5 separate regions of the Mus musculus genome follow, and regions 1, 2, 4 and 5 are each linked to region 3. A link is a loop called in an ENCODE intact Hi-C map of the cell type or tissue named here. Cell type or tissue: left cerebral cortex. All regions are shown on one strand. Links, peaks and the distances in the headings refer to the core of each region. The heading gives the core; the rest is flanking DNA.

Region 1 (5,869 bases), core at 428-5,427, 100 kb before region 3:
GGAGTTACAGAGGTTGTGAGCCACCCTGTGGGTGCTGTAAATTGAACCCAAATCCTCTGGAAGAGCAACTTGTGCTCTTAACCACCAAGTTATTTCTCCAGACCCTTGTTATCATTTTTATTTCCACATTACTAATTGAATGAAATTTGTAGACTTACTTTTTTCTGTCTGTTCCTAGTTTTGGTTCAGCTAATAGCTTCCTACCACCTCAGCTTAGTTGGCGCTACACGATACAGCTAATTATTCTTCAAACACTGAGAAAGAACTGTACACATTCTTTCAGAGCATTAAATATATCATGAATCAATTGGCTTTCCTTTTCACTTTTTCACATTTTACATTTCACATTTCACATCATGTAATTCTGCAACGTCTTGTTCCAATTTGGATTCTACTACACAACAGTCATCCAAGCTTCAGCTTCAGGTGGAGAAATGACTTCGCTTTGGCAGATTTACACGCCTCTGAGCTAGACTCCACGTGTCCCCTTTCCATGGCCTCTCTGTGCTATTCTGAATGTAAGTCACCTGACAGCCTCATGTGAACAATTCCTTCGCTCTTTGACAAGATAGGTCAGTGGAAAGAGCAGAGGCAGATTTGGGGAAAGAAGAAGATAAAGATGAAAAATTGGAAGGAAGTGTGTGTGTGTGTGTGTTTGTGGTGTGTCTATGTGGTGTGTGTCTATGTGGGCTGTGTGTGTATGGTGCACGTATGTGTCTCTGTGTATATGTGGTATGCATGTGTGTGGTGTGTATGTATATGTGGTGTGCTTGTGTATGGTATTTGTGTATGTCTGTGTATATTTGTGTGGTATATGTCTCTGTGGGGTGTATGTTTGTTTGTGTGTGTGTGTATCTGTGGTGTGTGTGTGGAGTATGTATATGTCTCTGTGTGTGTTTGTTTTATGGATGTGTATGTGTGTGTGGGGTGTCTGTGTGTGTGTGTGTGTGAGGTGTATGTGTGTCATGTGTTTTCTTTTTAAGATGGAGTCTCACCCAGGCTGGCCTTAAACACATAGAGATCAGCCTATTTCTGCCCTCTGTGTGCGAGAGGATTTAAGGATTTAAGCGTGTCTACTTGTTTGGCTTTTTGAGACAAAGTTTCACTCTGAAACCCAGGCTTGCATTGAACACACAGTTCTCTTGCCTAAATTCTGGGATTAGAGATGTGTACCACCATGCCCAGCAAGATGAAGTATTGATGTCCCTGACTGTCTCGGTTGGTGAAAGTCATGGTTCCTGTCAGCTTATTCTCTTCATTTGCTGCTGTTTCTGGCTTTTAGTAACATATTCCTCCCCTTCTACTCCTTCAGGCCTTGTTTGTTAATATGCCCAGAAATCTCCCTACCCCTGGTTGCTTTTCCCAAACCATATAATCAGTATAAATCTCCGTAAAATTCTCATTCTCAAATTCTTTTCAATTCCATGGTTGCCTGTGCTATTATCTTCCATTTTTCCTTACAGTGATGTTCATCCTTCACTGCTTTCTGAAGAAGAATATATAGCATGAGGGCTGGAAAGATGACTCGGTGCTATAGGGCACTTGCAGAGGCCCTGGGTTCAATTCCCAGTGTCCACATGGTGGCGTATAGCCATCATAGCACCAATCCCCGAGGATCCAGCACCTTCTTCTGACCTCCGTGGGCACCAAGCACACACATGGTAAACAGACATTCGGACAAAACACTTATAAACACAAACTAAAATAAATTTTAAAATATTTTAAAGAACATACATAGGAAGCAATTTTTTTTTCTGTTTGGTTTTCTGAGGCAAAGTCTAACTCTGGAGCTAGGTTGGCTTGGAATTCACTATGGAGTCCACAGAGATTCAAACTCATGGTTATTGTCTCATCTCAGCCTCCTACATGCTGGGATTGCAGGAATGTGTTACCACACAGGTAATTGTTTAGCCATGTGACCATGTCTCAAAAGCTCCCAACAAACAAACAGATAAACATCACAGATGTTGCTTGTCTAAGGGAGCAGTGACCGTGGTAAAGGGAATAATGGGACAGAAAGGGTTAAGTGGGGCATGAGGTGGGAAGATGGGGTGGAAAGAGGGGGTATGAGGATGGATAAACGACACTAAAACATTTTTTAAAAAGCCACAGGGAACCCCACTCTTATAGAAGAATATATAAAAAATGGAATTACTCTCCATAGAGGGTAATGCCTCTTCCTGATGCTATAGGCTATTGAACAAAAATCCCAGTGACAAGAACACGTTTAAATTGTCGGTCAGTGAGGTCCCATAGGTCCCCAAACAATAGAGGTTATTGTCATTCTCTTTGTTATCCTCCAGAACTTGATGGTAAGACCCTGTTGCTGACGACATCATATTTTTGAATCATAGGACATGGGAAAATTAAGGTGGTATTGATCTGGAAGCATTATTCCTACTGGCTAACTTCCATAATGCTGTGCATGCAACAGAGGGAGAAAAGTCACCAAAAGACTCACCTAGTTATGAACCCTACAAGCTACATAATAGCAAGCCCTGCAGTTACGCCCATTGGTGCATCAGTGACAGGAATGTTTTGAGGGTAGCCAAGTCTTTCGATTGGAGTAAGGTCCTCATCATAAGACAGAACTCAGACTTAGGACTGTTAACGGTGCCAAGAATCAGTGACTGGGTAGCTTTCAGGCCTTAGGAGAGAATATGCTATTGTTGTCCTGCTGACTAGATGTAGTGTCGAGCTGCAACCCCACAGCTTGTTTCTATAACCATAGATTTGTGCGACTCTTACCTCTGATCAAAGACGCTTCTTGCAGAGATGATGATTAAGTCACAGACTTACAATTGCAGAAGAACACAGAGTAGGAGACTAGAGTACTCACTGTGAACCACACATCTTTATCATACCCCCTCCTCCCGAGGCTCAGGGATCCTTACAAAAGGGGGGTGGGGGGATATGGTAAGTGCTAGAAGTGGTGGAGGCTTGCTGTGGATGGATGCGACAGGGCTGTTGTACACACAACCAGCTTTGACTGCATGCACAAGACCACTCCAGCCAAACTTTCACACTGGTAGGAAAGGGGCTCATGACTTCCTACTCCAGCTGAGGAACACTTGGCAACTGACAGCTGTAGCAGGAGGGATAAGCAATTTTCTTTAGCTGTGGCGCCATGTTCCGGTGGATGGCCCTACATCCATGCACTTATAGCACTAAGCGGACTCAGTGGGTTCCAAAAGAGTCTATCAAGTTGGGAAGCAAAGGTGGGGTGTGGGGTTTAGGAGGAGTTGGTGAGGAGGGAGTGGGGAGAACTTTTTTCTTTAAAGATTTATTTATTTATGTATATGAATACACTGTAGCTGTAGAGACGGTTGTGAGCCTTCGTGTGGTTGTTGGGCTCCAGTCAACCCCTGCTCTCTCCGGCCCAGAGATTTATTTATTATTGTACATAAGTACACTATAGCTTCCTTCAGACATACCAGAAGAGGGTGTCTGGTCTCATTACAGGTGATTGTGAGCCACCATGTGGTTGTTAGGATTTGAACTCAGGACCTTCGGAAGAGCAGTCAGTGCTCTTATCTGCTGAGCCATCTCACCAGCCTTGGGAGAAGACTTGATAAAAACATATCATTATCACTATCATTGACGTCGTCGTCGCCGTCATCATAAATTTTTTTCCCCTGAGATAGGGTTTCTTTGTGTAACCCTGGCTGTCTTAGAACTCACTCTTTTGACCAGACTGGTCTCAAACTCAGAGCTCTCTCTGCTGCTGCCTCCAAAGTGCTGGAGTTATAAAGGCATGTACCACTACTGTCTGAAAATAATACAAACACATTATTTTCAAGCATAAAACTACCAATAATTTAAAAACTTTAAATGTATACAAATTTAAATGTTTGTCTGAACGTGTCTATTTGTTTATTTTAAAATGTTTTGTGCGTATATGTACACAAGTATTTGCAGGTGCCCTCACCTGTGTGCTACATGTGTGGAGGCCAAAAGCTGATGTAGAATGTCTTCCCCGATGACCCTGCACCTTAGTTTTTGAGATGGGGGTCTCTCACTGAACCCGAAGCTCGTCCCTTTGTCTACACAGCTGAACAGCAGCCTCCAGGATCTATCTGTTCCTGCCTCAATTCTCCAGCCCTGAGTTACAGATGCATGCATGCCTCAACCCGAGTCTTCAGAGAGTAGACTGGATTCAAACAGAAACATCAGGGAAGGCATACTTGGCTAGAAATAGTATTTCCTCATCTGTTGTTTCTTCATTATTTTATAATTTAATTATTGCGATTGAGAAGCCCAGAGATATTCTGGTTATTAACCTTTTGCATGTAATTTTTTTCCATGAAACTTTTTTCCACTCTAAAAGCCCTAAAAATCTTTTTAGTATCAGGTCTGAAATTCAATAATAATGTGTTATTTATTGTACGTTCTACTCATTAGGTTTTATTGGGTCTGAAAAATTGTCTTTCAGCAACCAGTAACTTATTTGCATAAGTTTTTCAGCTATTTTCTCTTTACATTTTTCCCTCCAAATTTTGCCATTAGAGTTCAACTCATCCTTGATTTTTCCTTCCTTCCTTCCTTCCTTCCTTCCTTCCTTCCTTCCTTCCTTTCTTTTTTCTTTTTCTTTCTTTTTTTTTTTTGAGATAAGGTTGCTGTCCTAGAACTCTCTATGTATTCTATGTGTCCTGCAACTCATAAAGATGTGCCTGCCTCTGCCTCCCAAGTGCTGGGATCAGAGCCATTCGATATATGTGTGTGTATATGTGTGGTTTTTTGTGTGTGTATTTATGTGTATGTTTATATGTGTGTGAGTATATGTGTGTGTTACTTTCAGGGAGGTTTCTTCAAACCTATTTTCTTTTTAAAAATTTTTATTGGTTATTTTATTTGTTTACATTTCAAATGTTATCCCCCTCCCAGTTTCCCCTCTGCAAACCCTGTATCCCATTCCCTCTCCCCCTGCCTCTATGAGGGAGACCCCCCTCTCCTGCCTCATCACCCTAGCTGGAGGTATCGAGTCTCCACAGGACCAAGGGCCCCCCTCTCATTGATGCTCAACAAGGCCATTCTCTGCTACATAAGCAACTAGAGCCATGGATCCCTTTATGTGTGCTCTTTGATTGGTGGTTTAGTCCCTGGGAGCTCTGGGGTGGCTGGTTGGTTGATACTATTGTTCCTCCTATGGGGTTGCAAACTGCTTTAGCTTCTTCAGTCCTTCCCCTAACTCCTCCATTGGGGTCCCCATACTTAGTCTGATCGTTGGCTGCGAGCATGCACATCTGTATTTGTCATTCTCTCAAGGGACAGCTATACCAGGCTCTTGTCAGCAAGCGCTTCTTGGCATCAGCAATAGTGTTTGGGTTTGGTGTCTGCAGATAAGATGGATTCCTAGGTGGGGCAGTCTCTGGATGGCCTTTCCTTCAGTCTCTGCTCTACTTTTTGTGGAAAGCTCTCTTATGCTCATGTATTGGCAGGATTAACATAGTAAAAATGGCTATCTTACCAAAAGCGATCTACAGATTCAATGCAATCACCACCAAAATTCCAACTAAATTCTTCAGAGAGATAGAAAGTACAATTCTCAAATTCATCTGGAATAACAAACAAAACAAAACAAAACAAACAAACAAACAAACAAACAAAAACCAGGGTAGTGAAAACTATTCTCAACAGTTAGAGAACATCTGGGGGAATCATCTCTGACCTCAAACTGTCTTACAGAGCAATAGTGATAAAAACAAATGAACAAACAGACAAACAAACAAACAAACCCACATGGCACTGCTAAGGTGACAGACAGGTAGATCATTGGAATAAAGTTGAAGACCCAGAATTAAACCCACACACCTATGGTCACCTGATTCTTGACAAAGAAGCCAAATCCATCTCGTAGAAAAAAGATAGC
Region 2 (5,869 bases), core at 426-5,425, 120 kb before region 3:
CTTATGCTTGCCTCCCGCCATCTGATTATCTCTAGTCCTACCTGCCCTCGCTATATCTGACTACAGTCTGTCCTTCCTGTGAACCTGGTTGTGTCGGAGCTCCTCAGAGTTCAGCTGTCTCTGTGATCCTGTGATTCTGGGATCCTGGGTCAGAGTCAAGCTGCCTCTGGACCCCTGAGATCATTGTGGGACAAAGCTCCTCAGATTCTGTGATCCTGTGGTCCTATGATCCTGGGCATGTTAGAGCTCCTGGGAATGGAGCTTTCTCAGGGTATTGTGGGACTGGCTGTGGAGTTTTTTGTCAACTTGACACAGGCTGGAGTTATCACAGAGAAAGGAGCTTCAGTTGGGGAAGTGCCTCCACAAGATCCAGCTGCAAGGCATTTTCTCAATTAGTGATCAAGGGGGGAGGTCCCTTTGTGGGTGGTGCCATCTCTGGGCTGGTAGCCTTGGTTCTATAGGAGAGCAGGCTGAGCAAGACAGGGGAAGCAAGCCAGTAAAGAACATCCCTCCACGGCCTCTGTATCAGCTCCTGCTTCCTGACCTGCTTGAGTTCCAGTCCTGACTTCCTTGGTGATGAACAGCAGTATGGAAGTGTAAGCTGAATAAGCCCTTTCCTCCCCAACTTGCTTCTTGGTCATGATGTTTTGTCCAGGAATAGAAACCCTGACTAAGACAACTTGTTTTTTCATTATTATTATTATTCAGAGGGGTAGAGGGTTTTGCAATACAGCCCAGATTGGGTTTACAGTTAGAATCTTCCTACCACAGTCTCCCAAGGGCTGGCATCATAGGCATATGCCACCGTGGCTGGAACAGTCTACTGAATTTTGATCTGCTTAGAACTAATCCTTTCCATCTTTGCAATTGCTTGAGTATGATTCATAGCACTGTAATCATAACTTGCCTTAAATGATATAGATTTATCTTTTTACTAGGACAGACTCTGAGAGCTTCAACTGTTTCTAGTGATGGACTTTCCCAATGTTCTTTACTGTACTTGGGCTATAGGAAATATCTGTGGTAGGAATGTCAGAGCAGATAGTGACTACAAACACTACATTAATGTTCTCTAAGACATATTCCTCTGGACTCCTATACTACTTTCTGGAAAAATACTTTCAATCTTTTCAAGTGGCCTATTCAGGAAGAATCCATTTCAGAAAAGTGCATTTATGTGATTAGAAGTGCACCAGAAAGAGAGACATGCAATGGCCTACCATCTTCTTGGGCCAAGAATTCCCCGGCTCCCGACACTCAATAGTACAGATTTCAAATATATAAATCTCATATGTTTTTCCACTTCCTCTTATGAACCATTGACAGATCACCAATCTTTCATACTGCAGGCATTATCAGTTTTCAAAATAACTCTTGTTAGCTTCCTTATGAATGGCTCTGCCGATGTACATGAGATAGATATCTAGTTATTTCCTGCCTCACTCTCTGCGATTTACTCACAGTCACCTCGTACTTTTGCTTAACAAAGAAATTCTCCAAAACTCTTTTTCAGTTTTAATCATAGAAATAACTTTTTCTTCCCAATATTGACAGTATAACAAGTGGCCAGAGTGTCTGAGGAGTTTTTCCATCTGTCTGTTTGTCTGTCTGTCTGTCAGATGGCATGCATGTGCCATGGCATATATGTGGATGCCAGAGGACAACTTTATGGAGTTGGTTTTTTCCCTCCACCTTGCCAAGCTTGTGTCTCCTTTGTCTCCTACTGCACACTCCAGGCTGGCTGGCCTGAAAACTCTTTGGAAATTTAGGAAAGAATAATAGACTGTGTTCTAAAGGAAGGAAGGAAGAGCCATGACTTCGGTGTTTAGAAGCAGGGCCCTTTAGGAAGTGTTTAGAATTAGGTTGTCACCTAGAGCAGAGCCCTCAGGATAACTTTTTAAGAAGTGGGAAAGAGATCAGTAGAGGCAGTGAGATGCACAGGCTTACCTGTCTTAATTTTGTGATGTCTTATACTCGTATGTATGTATGTATGTATGTATGTATGTATGTATGTATGTATGTATGGACTGTGCTAGTGATAAAGGTTTCCCAAAATGTGATCCCTATGGCCTTACCTCCAGCACCATGAACTAAAAAGTAAACCAAATTTAACTACTGGCCTGAGAAGAGGGAACAGTCAGCATCAGAGAGGCTGAAATCAATGAGCACCAGGGCCAGGGCAGGAGGCAATCATGGAGGTCAAGGGAGGTCAAACAGAGAGACTTCAAGGTGTAGTGGCAGAAGGCTTGCCTCAGGCAGTACTGTCTACAGGGAAGGGGTATCCCTCCTCTTGGTGTTGAGGAGTTGAACTCATCACCTGAGAATAAATGTGGAGTATGACAAATTTGCTAGCTCTGAGCCTGGAGTCAGCTAGTAGATCATTTCTACAGAGACCTGTGCGCGATGAGGCTGACAGCTACAGAGACCAAAAAAGTCTGAAGGTTTAATGGCTAGTTGATGTCTACAGATGCAGGCTTGCTTGCTAGGTTTATTTCCTCCCTCCCTCCTTCCCTCCCTCAATCCCTCCCTCCCTCCCTTCCTTCCTTCCTTTTTTCCTTCCTCTTTTCCTCCCTTCCTTCCTTCATTTCTGCCTTCTCCCTGTGTGTGTGTGTGTGTGTGTGTGTGTGTGTGTGTGTGTGTGTGTTTCAGGAAGGTATGAGAATCTGCCTGGCACAGGGCTGCAGACCTATGTGTTGTCAGCAGAGGGAAGTAGACTCTAAGGTGAAAGCAGCTCTGAAGTCCAACCCTTGCTCAGAACAGGCTCAGCATCAGCATAACCCAAGGAAAGACACGAGCTTCAGACCAGACGGAACAAATGACCCCGCCCTACACCTCTGGACCACTCTGATGTTACAGGATCCAGAGAAAAACCGATCTAACCCTGATTACACTGTGTTCCTTTCCCCTTGCATTGTAATTCCTTTTCTCTTTCCTTTCCTTTCTTTACTCTTTCTTTCTTTTTGGTTTTTGAAGACAGGGTTTCTCTGTGTAGGCCCTCTGGTTGTCCTGGAACTCACTCTGTAGACCAAACTGGCCTTGGTGATTATTTTTCTTTCTGCTACACATTTAACAGCATTTGTTATTTTAATGAAAATTTAACGTTCTTATGGAGGTTTTTTTTTTTTGGTGTTTTATTTTCATTTTCTTGTTGTTTTCCCCCCTCATTCGTGTAACTTTGTTTATTTATTTTTACTTATTTGTTTCATTTTGTTTGTTTGTATTTTGTTTATTTCTTTCATTACTGAGTAATGAAAAAAATCTTTTCTTTCTTTTTGGTCACCCATATTTCATCTTTATTCCATTTTCTCTATATTTAATAGGAGTTTGACCTGACTTTATTGCTCCTCCCACCCCCCTTTTTTTTTAAGAATAGCTCTTTACTTTGTGTTCCTTCCCTTACATTTATCTAATTGCCTTACTGAACTTTTTCACTGTTGAGTTTTCTTTCTTTCTTCTTCTGCCTGTGGACATGTGTGCATGCAGGCGAAGGTCATAGCCTGAGGCTGAGGGTCTTTCCTGGATCACCACACAGCTCTATGTATGTATACAGTGGCCCACTGTCTTAGCTACTGTTCTAGTGCTGTGAAGACACTATAATCAAGACGCCCTACAGAAGAAAGCATTGAATTGGGGCTTGCTTCCTATTTTGGCAGATTGGTCCATCATCATCATGGTGGGAAAGCAGCAGGCATGATGCTAGAAAAGTAGCCGAGAGCTTTATATTCCGACCCAAAGGCAGCAGACAGACAGACAGACAGAAGGCCTGGCATACACATCTCTTCTCATAAGCCCAAACCTCCTAATCCTTTGCATTGCAAATATTTTCCAACTAGAGGCTAAGCACTCAAATATATGAGTATATGGAGACCATCTTCATTCCAACACCACATCTACACATGGCACTGGAAGGACAATGTCTTCCTTATAACAGGTCAAGTTCCAGGGAGAGATCCCAGGTCATCAGGCTTGGTGGCAAGTGTCCTCACCTGCTGAGTCATTTCATTGACCTGAGAAATATTTTTTTAAAAAAGAGTAGAGGCTGGAGAGATGGCTCAGGAGTTAAGAATACTTGTTACTCTTGCAGAGGACCTGGGTTCAGTTCCCAGTGTCCACATGGTGGCTCACAAGCACCTGTGTAACTCCAGTCCCAGGGGATCTGATGTCCTTTTCTAGCCTCTGCAGACAACAGGCATGCATAAAGGCAAAACACTCATGCACATAAAATAAAAAATAAGCCGGGCAGTGGTAGCTCATGCCTTTAATCCCAGCACTTGAGAGGCAGAGGCAGGTGGATTTCTGATTTCAAGGCCAGCCTGGTCTACAAAGTAAGTTCCAGGACAGCCAGGGCTACACAGAGAAACCCTGTCTCAGAAAAAACAAACAAACAAATAAATAAAATAAAAAACACGCAAATGACTCAAAATAAAAATAAATAGGTATGCTAACACAAGAGGTATTTAGAACCTTAGACATGACCAGAGAAGAAGCTCTCCCTGCGGTAGTCTACATGTTGAAAATACAAAACAAAGACTAGGAATAATCAGCTTGCAAGTGATAATGGGTGTTGTTTAAGGAAGTGAAAATATACCAATTAGATGCACTTCCTGCAAAACTGCAAAATCTCTTTGTGCAAACAGATGGTAACAGCAGATGATCACATGACACTGGGGCTCTTCAGAAAATATTCATCAAACTCATTTACATTTCTTTTTTTTGAGTTACAGTGTTTTATTTTTTCTTAATTTTTTTATTATTTAAATGCATTTTATACATCAAACATATTAATAATATTGAGTATTTTGAGAATCAGATAATATGTAAAAATTTTGTTCTTTTATATTTATATCCTTTCATACCCTAAAATGTCATTAATGAATATTTAATACTATCCATAACTGAAGATCCAAAACTAATGTTGAATACTAAATTGTTTCAAAACATACAAAATATTCTTTGGGAGTTAAGCATAGTAAAAGACATAACATATTAAAACTGAATCATTAAGAAATATATTCAAAAGCTCTTATATGATACCACCTGACATAGTGAGAGAGTATTTAAAATGTATTATATATCTATGTACATTGTCTAACAATCAATTTACTTAAAAAAGGTTATCAGTGTTTCTAGGAGAGAAATTACTTTATCAGTAAGTATATTTTAAAAATTTCAAAATAGCAAAAACTCTTTGAAGTTAAACATTAAGAAAATGCTAATTTCAAGTACAGTGAGAAAAATTATCAATAATATCTCCATGATATTTGTAGAACATGATTTTAATATTTTCAACTGTTGATATTCAACAAACAGAATAGTTATTTTAAGATATATTTTGAAGCTCTGTCTCCCTTTTCATTTCTGATTTTATTAATTTGGATACTGTCTCTGTGCCCTCTGGTTAGTCTGGCTAAGGGTTTATCTGTCTTGTTGATTTTCTCAAAGAACTAGCTCCTGGTTTTGTAGATTCTTTGTACAGTTCTTTTTGTTTCTACTTGGTTGATTTCAGCTCTGAGTTTGATTATTTCCTGCCGTCTACTCCTCTTGGGTGCATTTGCCTCTTTTTATTCTAGAGCTTTCAGGTGTGCTGTCAAGCTGCTAGGGTAAGCTCTCTCCAGTTTCTCTTTGGAGGCACTTAGAGCTATGAGTTTTCCTCTTACCACTGCTTTTATTGTGTCCCAATAGGGACTGATAGGGTGCATGGGATTATTTTAATCTTCTTGTATCTGTTGAGACCTGTTTTGTGACCAATTATATGGTCAAATTTGGAGAAGGTACCTTGAGGTGCTGAGAAGGTTATATTCTTTTGGTTTTGAGTGAAATGTTCTATAAATACCTGTTAGATCCATTTGGTTCACAACTTCTGTTAGTT
Region 3 (5,869 bases), core at 609-5,608:
GTAAATGAAATAAATACCCAATTAAAAAAAAAGAAAAGAAAAGGTTAAGAAAGGAGGAAGGGAAAGAGAAATAAAGGAGAAGCCAAGTTAAATGGAAATGAGAAGCCAAGGAATGAAGAAAGATATGGAAGAAAAAAGAGCAAGAGATTAGAAAACAAAATGAAAAGAAACAAAGACTTTTAAAATATGAGAATGTTTAGAAACAAAATTAGGTAAATTTAAGAAGGGGAGTAAAAATAAAAAGAGGTTTACCATTCGTTTTGGAAAAACAGCAGTAGCAATTACTGAAAGTGTAGTAGAGAGAAACATGTCGGGTTGGGGAACAAAAGGCAAAATGGTGGCCCAATAATAAAAGATATGTAAATAAAATGTTTTTAAAAAATATAAGGAAGCAAAACTGCCATTAAACATGAAAGAAAGAGCTGGGCAGTGGTAGTGTATGCCTTTAATCCCAGCACTCGGGAGGCAGAGGCAGGCAGATTTCTGAGTTCGAGGCCAGCCTGGTCTACAGAGTGAGTTCCAGGACAGCCAGGGCTACACAGAGAAACCCTGTCTTGAAAAACCAAAAAAAAAAAAAAAAAAAAAAAAAAAAAAAAAAAGGAAGAAAGAAGACAAGGAAATACCAGGGCGTGGGGTAGTGGGGAACAAGAAAGGGAAGGTGAGGTGGTGGACTGGCTTCCACTGGGCTGATGGCTGCGTGCACTTGGGGCAAGGAGAGCGTTGTTGAATTTGTGGGCTTCCGTGTTTCCTTTGTTTATCCGGGTGCTGAACTTTCTAGAGGCTTTTTTTTTTTTTTTTTTTTTGCACCTGTCTGCTTTTCCTGGACTTTGCAATTGTTCTGTCATTGCCTTAGTGAATTTCTGACACTCTCTTCTCTCTATTTGGAACAGAGTGCTTTTTCTTCCTATGGGTCTTCTCTTTCTTTTGGTCACCTGGAGGTAGTGTCTGGTCTGACACCTGCACAGAGGTCAGGGGATCACTTCTTGCAGCACGTGCAGTTTCTTGAAGAGACAAATTGCTCACATGAAGATGATTAGGTCACACTCACAGCTTTCATTATGATATCAGTAGAAGGCTGTTGGCAAAGTTGTTCAGGCTTATGGTATGTGCTACAGTTCATTTTATACATTGATGATCCTGAATTTTTACATTTTTATATATTTGTAATGGTACTGTGTATGGTCTGTTAATGTTTGTGTGCCTATGTTTTGATACATTTTAACTTTTTAATACGTTTATTTGTATGTTATGATAGTAAATGATAAAAACAGATTGTTACCCACTTATGCCTTATACATTCATGACAGGCCTAGTTTAGCTGTTTAAAATATGATAAAACACTTATATAGGGAGAAAGTTTATTTTCACAGATTTAGAGACTTCAGTACACAACTGCTATGAAAAACACGAAGCCATTGAAACAGCAATGCAAAAACAAATATTTTAAAAATTAATTAATTTGGGGGCTCTAGAGAGATGACTCAGTGATTGAGAGCACTGACTGCTCTTTCAGAGGTCCTGAGCTCAATTCCCAGCAACCACATGGTGGCTCACAACCATCTGTAATGGGATCTGCTGCCCTTTTCTGGTGTGTCTGAAGACAGCTACAGTGTACTCATATAAATAAAGTAAATAAATCTAAATTTAAAAAATTAATTTTTAATTAGCATACAAAGGCATTTTCCTTATAGCATTTTCATATGCTCATCACCTTTCGGGATGTGATCTTGATTTTTTTTTTTTCTAGGTTGCCTATATCTTAAATGAGAATGTTAGCTTTAAGAAGACAGAGACAACAGTGGTTTTACTAATGAGTATAGCGTCTGGTGTATAGTAGAGACTCATGTAAATGTGTTAAATGCATGAATGAAAATGAATACTAGAAGATGTAGTAATCCTGAGAGTCGACTATAACATGAGAAAGAATTTGGTTTAAGGTGCTGTAATGAGAGAATATATTGAGCCAAGTAAGGCATGGCATATAGGCTGGGTTCCATATGCATTATTTTTATGTATGCTCTTCCAGCAGTTTCTTCTACTTGGAGTATTTCCCCTGAAGTAGAGGTAGGGCTTGTTTTAGAGGAGGCTGACCATATCCGTTATTGCTGATGTGATGCGTGAAGCAGTGGAGGGGAAGCAAGAGTGCCATCTAGTTTCTGGTTTGACTAAGTTAGCAGAAGAGCCTTAGTTGCTAAAAAGAGAAGCATGGATGAGAAACAGGTGTGGAGAGTTCATTAGAAATTCTATTTGGTCACAGTTGACTTAAGATACCAATAAAGCTTTTCTTTGGAAATGGTAAGAAGGGATTTGGATTCCAAGTCAGGAAATTAGAGAGGAATTAGTGTTTGGATAGAAATTTGGGAGACTGAGCATAGAGACACATGGACGTTTTTTATTCAGCATGGTGAGAGGATGCCTACAGCAAGTGTGCCAGGGAAAAGAACGGCAGCATTTAGAATCAGATAGAAACACTTGACAGTGGGTTGGAGAAGCCTGACCACAGAAAGACTCTTAGGCTACATGATGCTTTGGCTGCTAAGGATAAAAAGTGCAGCTTAAAAGAGAAAAAGACATGAATTGCTAACTCAAGCTGGAGTTTCAGACACAACAATAAAGTGGTTAAAAAAAACCCCTGGAAGATAAATGGCCTTACAAAGTGATTTACTTACATAACAGCAGTAAATGACTGGTACTTAACGAGTGCAATCCTCTGTTGTTTGGATATTCCTGGGAATTTTTATTTTTAACATTGAAAAGTAATTTTTAAATGTGCAATTTGAACTTGGGTTTTTCTTTTCTTTTCTTTTCTTTTCTTTTCTTTTCTTTTCTTTTCTTTTCTTTTCTTTTCTTTTCTTTTCTTTTCTTTTCTTTTCTCTTCCTTCCTTTCTTTCCTTTCTTTCTTTCTTGACAAGATTAATGGTTTTAGTGCCACCTAATGGCAAAGTGGAACATTGCAGCCATGTTTATCTGCAGTGAAAAGTGCTGTCTTTGAAAGAACATCTCTCGGGACTTTGTTCTTGGACAGGCCATGGAGTGCAGGATCTGGTCTTCTTCAGGCCAGCCTGCCTATTCTGCCCTCCTCACATTACTCGTTTATTCACAGTGAACACTATTTGATTTAAGATTTGTTTTTTCATTTAGGTTTTTGCTCATGTATTTTCCTCTAAGAGTTCTTTTTTAAATTTAATTTTATTTGTAATTCATTTTTTACACTCCATATTCCATTCCCAGCCCCTCTCCATCCACCTTCTTGAGGGTTAGGTGCATCATCTCTGAATGAACCTGGAAGTCCTCTACTGTATGTGTGTTGGGGGCCTCATATCAGCTGGTGTATGTTGCCTGTTTGGTGGTCCAGTATTTGAAAGATCTTGGGGGTCCAGATTAATTGAGACTGCTGGTCCTCCTACAGGATCACCCTTCTCCTCAGCTTCTTTCAGCCTTCCCTAACTCAACCACAGGGGTCAGCAGCTTCTGCCCATTGGTTGGGTGCAGATATCTGCATCTGACTCTTTCAGCTGTTGGGACCTCCACTTGAGCTGGATGCCACTTTGGGCCTGTTGCTGGGCCTTCTTTTCCTCAGGCTCCTTTCCATTTCCATACCTGTAATTCTTTCAGACAGGAACAATTATGAGTCAGAGATGTGACTGTGGGATGGCAATCCCATCCCTCACTTGATGTTCTGTCTTCCTGCTAGAGGTGGGCTCTATAAGTTTCCTCTCCCTACTGTTGGGCATTTTATCAAAGGTCCCTCCCTTTGAGTCCTGGGAGTCTCTCACTTCCTAGGTCTCTGGGGGGGGGGGGGACCGTGGGGTGAGGGGGGGTGTCCCATTAACCTTCTATTTCCTGAAGTTGTCTATTTACATTCTTTCTGCTGGCCCTCAGGACTTCAGTCCTTTTTGCTCACTGGATACCAGATCAGGTATCCCCTCTCCCCAACCCTACTCCTCACTCCCCCATCCACTTTCCCTCCCAGGTCCCTCCCTCCCTCCCTACTTGTGATTGCTTTCTTCTCTCTCCCATATGGGACTGAGACATCCCCACTTAAGCACTTCAGGTTGTTGTTGTTGACCTTTTTGACTTCTGTGGACTGTATCTTGTTTTTTTTCCCCCCCCCAATATCCACTTATTACTGAGTACATACCATACATGTCCTTTTGGGTCTGGATTACCTCACTCAGAATGATATTTTCTAGTTCCATCCATTTGCCTGCAAAACTCAGGTTCATTTACACAATGGAATACTACTCAGCTATTAAGAACGAGGCCATCCTCTAAGAGTTCTTTTCTGCCACTTTACTTGAGGTTATCCCACGCTCTGCACCATTTCTCTGTCGTTTGCTGTTTTACTCTTTAAACTTTTAGATTTGGACCGATTTCACTCTCTCCCTCTTCTCCTCACTCACTGTCCCCCACTTTCTCTTTATCCTCCTTCCTCTCCCTCCTTTTCTTTTCTTCCTCACTAGTGTTTAAGCGTTGGAACAATGTCTACCTTGTCCAGCCTTCTTCAGGCATGTAGCCGAGGACTAAGATCACTGTCTGTTATGTAGTATGTAATATCTTCAGTCAGAATTAGTTGTGTGAATAAATTTATGAACTTCTAGAAATTTGAGTTTCTGTGAGACTATAGATCTAGCAAGAAAATGGAATTTCATTTAATATGATTATTGAGACCTAACTTGGTACATGAATACAAATGTATGAAATTTTACCTTTTGAGTGTTGTAAAATATTAATATCTCCAGAGAAGAAAAACACATCTTAGAGTATTAAAGTTTATATTCATTTGTCAACTTCATTAACCGCAAAATATTTTAAGTATGGTACTTGGTCTTTAGGAGATAAGTTTTTTGAAATGCTTTGGATTTAATAAAGTAATTGAATACATTTTATTGGATAGGGTTTTACTATGTGTGTGTGTGGTTTTTTTTACCTTGTTAAACTTCTGGGCTTAAAGGCTTTCCCTGTCTTAAACCTGGGAGGCTGAGAAGCTGAGATTACAGGGATCTCTTCTCCTCCCCCTCCCCTCCCTGTCCCCCTCCCCTCTCCTTCTTTTCCCTCCCTCTCCCCTCCCCTCCCCCTCCCCCTCCTACTCTCCTTTTCCCTCTCCCTTGTCCATCTCTGTCCTGTGTATGTGTGTGTGTTAATTTGTTTCTAGTCATACATTTACTTTTCTCCCTCTCTATATTGAAACAAAAACTTGTAGTATTTCTTAACAAAATAGAGAGTTGAGTCGAGGTAAATCTGTCTGGTTGAGGTACAGCTGGGTTGTGTTTTTCAGGTAACAGTATTCTGTTAGTCTGAAAGTTAAGAGCAGAGAGAGTGCATTTCTTTGAGTGGCCTAGTCCAAGAAGATAGCCTTCCACATTTGGAGATAATTTGCTTGCCGGGATTCTTTTTCATATGAACCATTTAAAAAAGATTCTTAGTTTAGTTTTAGTTTGTTTTTAATCAGGTTCTACTTTTTCTTTTGTTACTCTTTAGTTGTTCCAGGTGGATGTGGGCAGAGAGGTTTGCAGAACTGAAATGGAGGTCAGAGCTTCGTTCCAGAAGGTTAGTGGGTCATCTGATTCTGTGGCCACACTGAACAGTGAAGAATTTGTTTTGGTTTCTCAGCACACAGATGCCACTTCTATAAAGGATGATGGGAAGCCACAGCTGAAGGTATTGTTTCTTCTTTTTTCTAATATGGCACTGTTTTTCATGAATTTCTTTCTCCCTTCTAACTATTTGGAGCTCATCTGGGGATAAGCACTGAAGGATTTCTTAAAGTACTGACCTGGATAATAAAAGTCAGGGTTTGGTTGACTCTTTCAGACGACCTTGTAGTAATAAAAATACTTAATGTTTTATTAATCCAGAGGCTAATTAT
Region 4 (5,869 bases), core at 266-5,265, 300 kb before region 3:
AACAAACAAAAAAATCTCTTTATTGAGTATTTAGAGTCTTCCTGTTTTCCAAGCATGTTTCTATACCCAGATAAGTTATTTAGAATAAGGATAATACAACATGGTTGCCTCTGTACACTGGCCAGTTAATGCAGCAAGGTTTCAGTTCATCTAGCCTCATTAGAACCATAAATTAAACTTTGTGGTAATCTTTCAGCCATCAATATAATGTTCTAAGTAGTATAGTAGGATCAAAAAAAAAAATTACAAGTAACAGAATTCTATTGTGTTGTACCTTAAGCAAGCTACAAATGTCTCTTAGCTGCCCCAGCTGCTTATATAATGTGAATGACACTTGTCCTGGCTGTCTCACAGATCTCTTGTTGCCAGAATCATGAGGTTACATTTGTGGCAGATATGTGATTTGAAATACTGTAAAACAGGACTGAAATGCAGCTGTCCTAACCACTGTTCTATTGCTGTGAGGAGACACCACAACCAAAGCAACTCTTTATAAAGCATTTAGTTGGTGCTGGTTTATAGTTTTAGCTGTAAGCATGGTGGCAAACACAGACATGATATAGAAGTAGCTGAGAGTTCTACATCCTGACCTGCTGTTGCTGGAAGACTGGGCCTGGCACAGAATTATTTGCTTTCTTATGGCTTTTCAAGACAGTTTTCCTGGCATGGGCTCTTTTTTATGGTTTTTTTTTGTTTGCCTGTTTTCGAGACAGGGTTTTTCTGTGTAGCCCTGACTGTCCTGGAACTCACTCTGTAGACCAGACTGGCCTTGAACTCAAATCCGCCTGCCTCTGCCTCCTAAGTGCTGGGATTAGCATGTGCCACCACTGCCTGTGGTTCTTGTTTATGGTTTTTCAAGACAGGATTACTCTCTGTAGCCCTGAAACTTGCTTACTTAAAGGCTTTCAAAAATCAGTTTCTCTGTGTAGCCCTGCATGTCCTGAACTCTTTCCTGTAGACCAAGCTGGCCTCAAACTTCTGGGGATCTGCTGCTTCTGCCTCCCTGGTGCTGGGACTAAAGGCATGGGTTCTTGACAGTTTTAAAGCCTCCAGTCACAAACCTAATCCTTTCTAAAAAATGTCACTCTAGTAGTAAACATTCAAATGAGTTTATCAGCACCCCCTCCCACCCCTAACATCTATTCCTTCTCTGAAAGGGGAAACCACTCCCCTTAACACCCTAAGGCTTCTCTGCCCCCTATCCCCTACACACAAACTCACTGCAGGACTAGGCGATTCCTCGGAGGATGGCAAAGCAGCTGAGACCTGGAAGGACAGTTGTACACAGCTCAGTGGTTCAATCACCAGTATCATACACAATCTAAAGGCCTAATGAGGCAGTGCTAAGGGTGCTGAAGTGGAAGGAGGCAGATGACTCCCTACTTGATCAGAGGCTGGTAGATCTGAGCTAAGGGCGTGACTGTAGAGATCCAGTGAATGAAACCCTGACCTTGTGTTCTGGAAGAAGGAACCATGGGTGTCTTAAAACAGACCAGTAACTCCCAGCTGGTCCTAGTAAGCACAGACCTTTGATCCTAGGCAGATCCAAGTTTGAGACCAGCCTGATCTACATGGAAATCCCATCAAGGCAACCTGCCTCCAAGAGACCAGCCAGGCAAGATGACTGGATAGCTGGATTCCACATTGTGAAAGGAAGACTTGTGTAGGTCATCCTGACCTCTTCACATGCATTACCATACAAATGGACCACTAACAGTAAAGGTATGTGACTAGCATGTGAAAAATTTAAATCCTCACAACCCAAGAATGTGATGGAATTTAAATCCATTTCAGTAAGACTATGTGTAGAATATAAATCACCAAATGAGATGTTTAGCTATGTGTTCCAGGGTAACTGTTGAGCATTGAAACACTGCCCCCATTCCCAGGGACTAAAGCTTGTAGAGGTACAGCTCCAAATACCTACACATTTTGCCTGGAACCAGTGTTCTAAGGACCCCTGACCAGTTACCTATACTATCTACAGCCAAAGGACTAAACAAAATAGCCTCAACTTTTCCTTTGGGGCCACCACACCCAGCACGAATCCCAAACTGTACTTGTTAGATTAAGGATTGTAGTTTCCGTGGTCTCAAGAACTGAGCCCAACAGACCAGAGTGAACAGTATCAAACCTAAGAGCCAATTAGCCTCAGTGTTCCTCCTAATTTAGGAATGCTGAGTTAGGCCTGGTGGTATATATAACTGCAAAAGTCCTAGGCATGGGGACAACACTTTAACAGGACTGCAAGGTCTAGGCTTTTACCTTCCAGGTTTATACTTCAAATTTTCCCTCACACCTGTGCCCCTACAGGCCATCTCCAGACCTTTAAAGGGCTGGTATACCCACTCAGACTGCATAACTGATTAGACATTCAGGATGTAAGACTCAGCAGACACTGTCACCTGCCAAAAGTGAAAATACCACCTCCACCAGTCAGTCCAGTTCTGGTTAACGCTGTTCCTATTAATTTAAAATGTCAAACAGAATAATGGCTTGAGGCTGGTGAGATGGCTCAGTGTGTAAGAGCACACTTCTCTTTTGGTTCATCTTAGATTGTGTTGAGAAAGGAAAGAGAAAAAAAAACTATTTCCAGGCAAACTGATTTGTGACTGTACTCCCCTTTGCATACTCCATGAAATATTTAGTTTTATAAGATATAAGAAAAGTGTTCTAGGGCTGGAGAGATGTACTAACTGCTCTTCCGAAGGTCCAGAGTTCAAATCCCAGCAACCACATGGTGGCTCACAACCATTTGTAACAAGATCTGATGCCCTCTTCTGGAGTGTCTGAAGACAGCTACAGTGTACTTACATATAATAAATAAAAAAATCTTAAAAAAAAATAATGGCTTGTGCTTATAAGCACAAAAAGACAAACTATACTGACACCAATACCATCCAGTCACTGGGCAGCTAATAGATTTAAAAATGTCTAATGTGAACTCCCCACAATGTGCTCATCAGAACAAAATGCACACTTCACAGTTCATGTTATAATACACTTTAATGGTAAAATTTTAACACAATATATCTGACACCATCTTCTATTTGAGCCTCCATCCAGGCACCTGCAACAACCAACAGAAGGTAGCTGTTAAACACTTTTCTACAATTTTAACTTAAATGGTAACTGTTAAAACACAGAACATCAGATCTTTTACTATCATCAAGTAATCAGTGAGAGAGTTCAAGTTGTGTGAGATCATCATGTATTCTGGAGTAGGTTCCCGGTTAAGCATTTGCAGTTCTCACCTCAGAAACAAAGGTGCAGTCACTGCATGTCCACTTGTCACAGGAGCCCTAAGAAAACAAAGACTGACTTACTTCTCTGGCTTAGAGTAGTTAAATTTTACATGTTAGTATAGTAACCTCAGAAATAAAATGGAACGGTTTAAAGGTGATATCACTTTGTATCATTTGGCAGAATCATCACATCACTGGTTACAAGCTATATTACAATCTGTACAAAAACAAGTGACAGACTTACTTTGAAATTCAGAATGAAGGACCGGAAATTCAGAATGACCAATCTGTTTGAAAATTAAAAATAATTAGTGCAGTTACTTATCTTCATTTTATTTCACACTATTCTCTCAGTGTTCAGTTGTCTTCACTAGTCTCCATGGGCTCACATCAATTCTCTTGCCAAGAGGCCTGAGATTTATAGTTTCAATCGTCATACCCTAGGGAACTTATGTATTTTTCACAATAAAATTGTCCTACTGGGTTAAGTCAGTGGCACAGCACATGCCACCTTAGCATCAGGCTTTGGCCTCATCACTTGGGACTCTTATCTTGTATTTCCTAATACTATTCAAGGAAAACTCTTTAAAACATTACAGCCAGATACATCAGATAGGAGCGAAAGACATGATTGTTCATCAGAGTTAAGTCTGCTGAACTATGTTATCATCATGGTATCGGCTTGTTTGGAAGGGGTTGAAAGTAACTAATACATGCACATTTCAAAGACTTACCATTGTGTTTGCAGTGCCTTCACTTGAGGTGACCCATTAATACCTGTAAGAAATTACACTCCGTTTAGAAATATGTATTTGTAAAGTATATTTACTGATGTCCTTAAATACTGTTTCAGCTTAACAATCAATCTTCAATCTTATTCAGAGAGATTCCCATCTGTTTAACTTTATTGATCATCACTAACAGTACCTTAATTCATATAGTAAATACCAAACTTACAATGCTTACCTTTCTTTATTCAAACCATTATTTGTACCTGAAAAAAATTTAAGGCACCATTTAGTACTGATGGTAGCACATGCATGTTCAAAAGCTAAATGTTATGCAGTAAATACTGCAAATGACTGGAGGGAATTCAAGGCCCCCAATGGCTTCTTACCCAAGCAAGCCAGCCAAATGAACAAGCATGCAACCAGTTAACTAGAATTAAAAGAAAATACCTCTTACAAATATGCTAAACATCATTCGACTATTCTTAGTTGCCTGCCACAAGGTTCTTCAGTGTTAAAAATTGTCTACAAGTTATTTTCAGCTCAGACATTTGATCAACATCATTACAAGAACCCAGAGTGTTGTCCAAAACACACCTATCTAAACATCCGTAAGACAATGCATGCTGGAGTTTTGATGATTCAAAGTCTCTGCATGTCCCTTTGTACTGACCCAAATTCAAGTGTTTTTCAATACTTACCTTTCAAACTGTCTATCCAGCCTCAAACTCCACCTAGAAAAAAACATTAAAGAGCTTTTCAATGCAGTCAACAGATTTGAGTTTGCCCCACAATAAATGTCAAGGAAGCCCACCATCAGATAGAGCTAATAAGATCTTCAGGTAGTCAGTATTTGTTCGTCATCATGCAGGCTGTGTTCAGCTATGACCAGGATGGAACACGTGGCCAGTATTTGGCAGAGTGCAACAAAGCCAAGCCTGTTTAGCATCTACAATTCCTTTAGTTTGACTTACCATTTCATTTTCTGGTCTTCTATTCTAGCACCTACAACAAACAAATAGTTAAAGCTGCCCGGTTAGGCCCCTGACTCAGCACTTAAGATGGGGGAACCAGAGTCCACCAAATAGGGGGTAAATGCGTTAACGACCACTAGCTCCCACATATCAAAAACCAGCCTCCTCAGATACGCAGAAACAATGCCCTGACTTCAGACTTCCCACCCACTCCTCTATCTACAATTGCTCTCAGGGAACAATACATTCAATGTGTGGGTTGAGGGATCTTTAGTGCTCATTTGCCATTGGGTATTCCTTGTAATGGGACCACATGCACACACAAAATTGCTTACATTGCGCTCGCTCTGTTATCCAGCTTCCTGACGAGTCCTGGGGGGGGGGAATCTTTATGTAAAAACTGCTTACTCTGTAAGTAGCCCCCAAATCATTATTTTGTGTGCCTCAGTTATAATCATGGTGGTTTAAAGCTATCGTCACCCCAGCTGTCAAGAGTAGCAAATATGATGTCATCATTGTGGCACTGTCCTTTCAACCTAACTTCTCATTACTATTCAGTACTCACCTCGTAAGCCTTCATCCTCCTTTGCCACAGAACTGGAAATAAGAGATGTGAACAGTCAGTCCCCTTCTTCACGGAACTAAACCCTTTCCAGTAGCTGAATTAAAGCCTCAGAAAAGTGTTTTTCAGAAATCCCTTCTGTCCACTACTCTCATACCATCATGGGCTTTGTGGTCATTATGTTCTAGTCATGCCCCTCCCCCACTGAGTTACCTGGCTGTGAGATCCCACAAGATGTCCCATCACAGAGGTCCACACTGCCATTCCTAAGAAAAATGTTAATCTTTAGTAGTTCTACTTCCACAAAATGGACCTGTCTTACAAAGAACTCCGTCCACATAGGCACTGTTGAGTTGCACA
Region 5 (5,869 bases), core at 656-5,655, 190 kb before region 3:
AAATGTTTGAGTGTTGGCCATAAATGTTTATTAAGTACAATGTGACTCCCTGATGATATAAGCTTATAATTTGCAATAGTTAAACTAGGCTAATTAAGAAAATTTTCATTTCAGATACTTTGTGGTGAAAATATTTAAAATATTTTCTCTTATATTCTCTCTCAGTCAGTGTGGTGGCATATAGCTTTAATCCCAGCACACTCAGGAGGCAGAAGTAGGCAGACATCTGAGTTCAAGGCCAGTCTAGTCTACATAGTAAATTCCAGGGCAACCAAGGCTACATAGACCCTATCTCAAACATACACAAAACAATCTGCTTTCCCTTCCCTCAACATCCCTCTTTCTGCCATTTGCTCCCTCCTGCCACCTCACTCTGGTTTATATTTCAACTTCCTAGAAGACTAAGGTTGTTCTGTCATAAATTCACATAGTGCTAGGACTAAAGGCATGTGTGCCACCAAAGCTGGCAGGAGCAAACAATAGTTAAGAAAAAAGTTGTTATGGAATTGTGGCAACAGCCAGAGGTATATAAACAAGAAACCAAATTTTAGGCTAGTCACGAGTGGAGTTAGAAAAGAGTCATGTTTCATGGAAAGGCTTTCTCTGTTCTATCTGTGGGAGTTTGATGTGCTTCTGCCCTTGGTGGCCAAGGCTCCCTGCACTATTTCTGGGCTTTCCTGTTTAGGTCACAGGACAAGTCTAGTTGAAGGTAGGAGCCACACATTTGTCATACCTGCCGCTCACTCAACTATGATTCTAAAGAACCAAAGGCTCAGCATTTTCAACTTTATGTCACAAAAAAATATTTTCTAGTTCTTAAACAGTTCCCCATTAGACTTGTGATTATCTAGTCCAGAACTTTTACATTTTGTGTTATTAATAGTAATATTGTCAATATCTTGTACATTTAATTTGCTACTTCCTATCTGGTTCAGAGTCAATGCAAAGAACTTATTCTGTTCTCATCCACTCAATATACACCCCCACCCCAACCCCATCTTCTGAAAGACTGTTAACGAATAAAAATTTAACAGCTGGGGGCTGAAGCGATGGCTTAGTAGTTAAGAGCACTGACTACTCTTCCAGAGAGAGGTCCTGAATTCCCAGCAACCACATGGTGGCTCACAACCATCCCATCAGATGGGATCTGATGCCATCTTCTGGTGTATCTGAAGACAGCTACAGTGTACTCATATAAATAAAATACATGTTTAAAAAAATTAACAGCTAATACTAAGCATGTAAACTGTGTGCAGGAGGCTAGTGCGCGCACGGGGGGGTGGGGGGCACGTTACTGCACACCCTCTTCTAGAATTTGGAGGCACTTACATATATGCTTAAAAATTTAAAGAGCCATCTCTCCAACACTGATTTATTTTATCTGTATGAGTGTTTTGCCTCCATGCATAGAAAGTGCACTATTAGCATGCCTAGTGTCCAAGGAAGCAAGACGCTGGTGTTGGATCTCTAGGAAATACAGTTGTAGAAGAGTTTTTTTTGTTTTGTTTTGTTTTTGTTTTTTGTTTGTTTTGTTTTTTGAGACAGGGTTTCTCTGTATAGCCCCGGCTGTCCTGGAACTCACTCTGTAGACCAGGCAGGCCTCGAACTCAGAAATCTGCCTGTCTCTGCCTCCCAAATGCTGGGATTAAAGGCGTGCTCCACCACGGCCCGGCTGTAGAAGGTTTTAAGTGACTTATATGAGCACTCAGAACTCTGGGTCCTCTGCAGAAGTAGCAAGTTCTCTTAGCCACCAAGCCATCTCTCCAGCCCTGTTTAACTAATAATAAAAGTGTGTATGTATATAAGAAATGTTTGAACTGGGGAGTGGTACCACACAACTTTAACCCAGCAGCTGGGAGGCAAAGGCAGTAGAATCTCTGAGTTTAAGGCCAGCCTGATCTACAGAGTGAGTTCCAGGACAGCCAAGACTATGCAGAGAAACCCTGTCTCAAAACAATACCCTACCCCATTCCCCAAAAAAGGAAAAGAGAAATGTTTTAAGATAGGCTAGGGGTAGATGCACTTAATCCTTTGACAACCCAACCCAATCTCAGAGATGGCATACAGGATGAATAGGTTAGAATCACCGATGAAATAGAATGCAGACTACTCAAACTGAGGCATGCAATTGGCAAAAGCAAAGCTAAAAACACTTGATATTGTACACAATACCAAAGCTAAGTATCTTGGATTAAACTGTATGTAATTTAAACATTTAAAGCTAAAGAACAAACAAGCATTACACACTGAAATGAATAAGTTAATTTTTTTAAAGACTTAAATTTTGTTTTTCCTTTCGTGTATGTGACTGCATGTGAGTATGCATGCCAGATGAGGGCACTGGGCCCTTTGTAGCTGGAATTACTGGTGACTGTGAAAAAGAGCTGCCTGGTGTGGGAGCTGGGAAATCAGTTCAGCAGCAAGAACTCTCCAGTCCTAATCTGTAAAACTTAATGGACTGCTTGCAAGCCTTTGCTTTTCAAGAAGCTTGTGTGTGCGTGTTGTGTGCGGTACCAAGTAGGAGAAAGGAATTTAATAATTTAAGGGGTAGGGGTTACTTTGGGCCACTAGAGGGAGCTTGAACATAGAAATAGAACAGCCAATAGACCCTCAAATTGTCATCCAAATCAGTATTTTCTAAGGAAAACCTGTGTTTTCAGAGCCAAATGTATTATTCAAATATAAAGGTAAACTCAAGATTGAGTAGTTTGAGTTACAACATTTACACCTGGGAAGATATTTTTATAAAAGGTTGAAGCCTAAGAAATGTTCTCAACCACAATGCCCTGTGGGAGGCGCTAATGAAAACACTATCAGTATGAACTTAAGACAGTTTGGAAGAAAGGATGTCATTTGTCTGTGTTTCTTGCTAAGTGCCTTCTGGAGGTGATATTGTGAGTTCCCCTGGATTCTTCCTATTTTCTGTACACATAGTAACATATCCTTGAATATCCAATCGTGTGTGCTAATTTACAGAAATTACTGGGATGCTAGACTTTGTTACTGGAATTTTTAGTTGTTTGTTTTGTTTTTGAGACAAGTTTCACTATGTAATTCTGGTTGTTCTGGAACTATGTAGACCACGCTGACCTCAAACATACAGACTCTGCCTCCCAAACTGTCATTGGCTATTAAAACTGATCTGAGGGCTGGGATGGCTCAATTGATAAGAGTATTTTCTTCATATGCACAAAGACACAGATTTAATCCTTAGCACCACATAAGCCAGGCATGGTGGCACAAACCCATAACCAAGAGGATCAGGAGTTCAAGGCCAGTTACACAGTGAGTTTGAGACCGGCTTAGGATACATAAGATCCTGTTTTAAGAAAAAAAATCTTTGCCGGGTGGTGGTGGCGCACGCCTTTAATCCCAGCACTTGGGAGGCAGAGGCAGGCGGATTTCTGAGTTCGAGGCCAACCTGGTCTACAGAGTGAGTTCCAGGACAGCCAAGGCTACACAGAAAAGTCCTGTCTCGAAAAACCAAAAAAAAAAAAAAAAAAAAAAAACTTTGTTTTTGCAATAGATTTGTGGTGATATCTGTAAATGTCTAATAACTCTCTGGTATAGACAACACAGTGAATCAGTTCTGATGTTTAGGCTATTTTTAACTTGTTGCTTTTAGAGACTGTAGTGATATTCCTCTGCAGGTGCCCCCTGTATGTATGTGTTAAAACTATCTGGTTTGATAACCTGTAAGTGCAGCCACTATAGCTACAGGGTTGTACGCATTTTCCAGAGCCTGACAGATTGCACCCTCCCTAGCACATGCAAGAGCCCTGCATGACCACATGGGACCACCATTCAGACACTGGTTTGTGGGAAGATCAAAAACAAACAAACAAAACCAAAACAAAACAAAAAAAACAGAAACAGAAACAAAAACAAACCCTGCTGTTATCTAAATCTCTATTTTCCTGATTAGCGGTAGGATTAATCATTTTTTTCCTGGTTAAAAACAAACCAAACCAACCAAACAAACAAACAAAACAAAAGCAGTTTCACAGAAGCATTTTAAATTTACAGAAAATGACAAAGACAGTTCAGAGAACTCCTACTATCCCACACCTCATTCTCATTATAACGTTCTCTTTGATATTAATATGCCAATCTGGCTATAGTAATTTAGCGCATTATAGTTAAAAACTCTGATTTTACTCAGAATGCCTTACTTTTGCCTAACAGCCTTCCCGTGTTCCAGCAGCTCATCCAGAATACTTGATTGTGTGTCACTCTTTATAAGGTTCCTTTTGGGTTTTGATGATTGGAGGTTTTAAAGACTACTGGGGATACGTGTTGTATACTGACTTTTGATGGGATCTCATTTTTCTCACAAGGAGACTGGAGTTAGATATGTTTGGCAGTAAGTCCAGAGAGAGAAAAAATACCCTTTTCATCGTAGCATGCTAAAGATTCCCTATCAATATGACTTACTTCTGGTCACATTGATCCAGTTCACCTGACTGCGAAAGCATTTGCTGGATTTCTCTAACATAAATATGTGTATTTGGTGTAGGTTATCCATCAAAACTGCTCTTCAGTCATAGAAATGAGCACACGTGGTACTTAAATGAGCAGGTGGTGAAGCCAGAGATTAAATATTTTTCAGATGATATCACTTTCAGTGATAAAGTTAAGAGATATAATCTGAGACGGCCATCGAGACGGGCCAAAGGGTGAAAGTGCTTGCCACCCACCAAGTCTGACCTGAGCACAATTTCCAGGACCCACATGGTGGAAAGAGAAAGTGATTCTTTGTCTCTGTCCTCTATGTGCTCCCCTCCCCAACAATCATTCAATAAACAAACAAAAATATAATAGTAAGAAGAGAGGTGTAATCAAAAAGAAAACACACTCAAAACAAAACAAAAAACCCACAAGAATTATTCACCACATTATCACACAGGTAAAAACCACAACTCCAGAATTTAACACAGCAGTAGTTAATTGAAAAATCACACTGGTGGTAGTGGTGGTGGTCGTGGGGGGTGTAATTTTACACTTACAGAAAACCTGAAGAGTCTCTAATTTATTCTTCCTTCTTGTATGATTAGTTTTCTTTCCTTTTTAAATTTAAAATACATGATTTAAAATTTAATTTCAGAATTCTATTGGTTATGGCTGTTCCTTAAGTCTTTATCATGCCTGAATTGTGCACATGCAGTTGGGAAAAAACTGTTGTTGTTGTTCTTCTTCTTCTTCCTCCTCCTCTTCCTCCTCTTCTTCCTTCTCCTCCTTCTTTTCTTCTTCCTCCTCTTCTTCATCCTTCTTCTTTATCATCTCTTACCATGTTTTATTTCCTGCTTCCTCCCCTTTTTTTTTCAAACACCACTGTACTTGTGAACATGCTATGCAGTCCTTATCTCTGCTTTAGATAACAGTTGTAGTTATATCAAAATGGTGGTTACATGGGCATCCACTTCCCAAATACATTAAGATGTATTTAATAACTTCTTAAGGGTTAGGGAGACAGCTCAGCAGTTAAGAGCACTTGCTGCTCTTCTGGAAGACACAAGCTCAATTCCCCTGCACCCATATCAGGTAGCTCACAACTGCCTTTAACTGTGATTTCAGGGGATCCAATACCCTCTTCTGGCTTCCAAGGGTACCTGGACACATGGGGTACACAGTTACATTTAAAAAAAATGCCCTTTTTTTTCTTCTTTCTTTTGGAGACAAGATCTCACTATTGTAACACTGCTGGCCTGAATTCAAGAAATGTCTGCCTGTCTTCTACCCAGTGCTGTTAATAAAGGCACATACCACAATATCCAGTAAAAATAAAACCTTTTAAAAGCTAAGAAAGGAAAAAAATCAGTAAGTAATGACTCCCCTCAGGTAAAACAGTGCTCTTTGCCTTTCTTTCTCT

The links. Hi-C counts contacts between places; a loop is a spot of excess contacts. Peaks named below come from ENCODE experiments on the same cell type or tissue, not always from the same donor. Only the 100,000 strongest peaks of a DNase experiment are listed, where the experiment ranks them.
Region 1: a loop joins it to region 3, with 2.9 times the contacts of the local background. A loop is called at or near these places in 10 of 42 quality-filtered maps.
Region 2: a loop joins it to region 3, with 6 times the contacts of the local background. A loop is called at or near these places in 24 of 42 quality-filtered maps.
Region 4: it touches region 3 in a loop (2.9-fold over the local background); 3 of 42 quality-filtered maps call a loop at or near these places.
Region 5: it touches region 3 in a loop (13-fold over the local background); 23 of 42 quality-filtered maps call a loop at or near these places.

What each region holds. Positions count from the first base shown.
Region 1 is chr1:160,844,343-160,850,211 of GRCm38, reverse strand. No RefSeq gene overlaps it. Among named protein-coding and RNA genes, the nearest start is that of Gm24988, 29 kb to the left of the region's middle. In left cerebral cortex, for the core only: no CTCF peak of the experiment used is centred there; no DNase peak of the experiment used is centred there.
Region 2 is chr1:160,860,079-160,865,947 of GRCm38, reverse strand. No RefSeq gene overlaps it. Among named protein-coding and RNA genes, the nearest start is that of Gm24988, 13 kb to the left of the region's middle. In left cerebral cortex, for the core only: a CTCF peak has its summit at 2,712 (motif pointing right); a DNase peak (open chromatin) is centred at 2,715.
Region 3 is chr1:160,740,544-160,746,412 of GRCm38, reverse strand. Rabgap1l (RAB GTPase activating protein 1-like) reads left to right here. Exons shown (of 21, transcript NM_013862.5): 2 at 5,482-5,661. The coding sequence starts at 5,524. Among named protein-coding and RNA genes, the nearest start is that of Gm37083, 48 kb to the left of the region's middle. In left cerebral cortex, for the core only: CTCF peaks have their summits at 2,144, 2,718 and 2,945 (motif pointing left); DNase peaks (open chromatin) are centred at 2,136 and 2,948; H3K27ac peaks cover 421 bases.
Region 4 is chr1:161,035,658-161,041,526 of GRCm38, reverse strand. It overlaps Dars2 (aspartyl-tRNA synthetase 2 (mitochondrial)), which reads left to right. Exons shown (of 17, transcript NM_172644.4): 17 at 1-926. It overlaps Gas5 (growth arrest specific 5), which reads right to left. Exons shown (of 11, transcript NR_166052.1): 2 at 5,723-5,775; 3 at 5,513-5,544; 4 at 5,283-5,319; 5 at 4,948-4,978; 6 at 4,675-4,707; 7 at 4,212-4,239; 8 at 3,980-4,022; 9 at 3,490-3,532; 10 at 3,255-3,302; 11 at 2,988-3,070. Snord47 (small nucleolar RNA, C/D box 47) reads right to left here and starts at 3,435; the gene lies at 3,371-3,435. It overlaps LOC115487644 (a small nucleolar RNA gene), which reads right to left and starts at 4,845; the gene lies at 4,786-4,845. It also overlaps LOC115487677, LOC115487645, LOC115487640, LOC115487678 and LOC115487638. In left cerebral cortex, for the core only: a CTCF peak has its summit at 2,780 (motif pointing left); DNase peaks (open chromatin) are centred at 1,456, 1,928, 2,133, 5,053 and 1 more place; H3K4me3 peaks cover 1,677 bases; H3K27ac peaks cover 546 bases.
Region 5 is chr1:160,931,027-160,936,895 of GRCm38, reverse strand. The region is part of intron 2 of Rc3h1 (RING CCCH (C3H) domains 1); the gene reads right to left. Among named protein-coding and RNA genes, the nearest start is that of Rc3h1, 28 kb to the right of the region's middle. In left cerebral cortex, for the core only: CTCF peaks have their summits at 1,156 (motif pointing left) and 2,568 (motif pointing right); DNase peaks (open chromatin) are centred at 1,110, 2,577 and 2,779.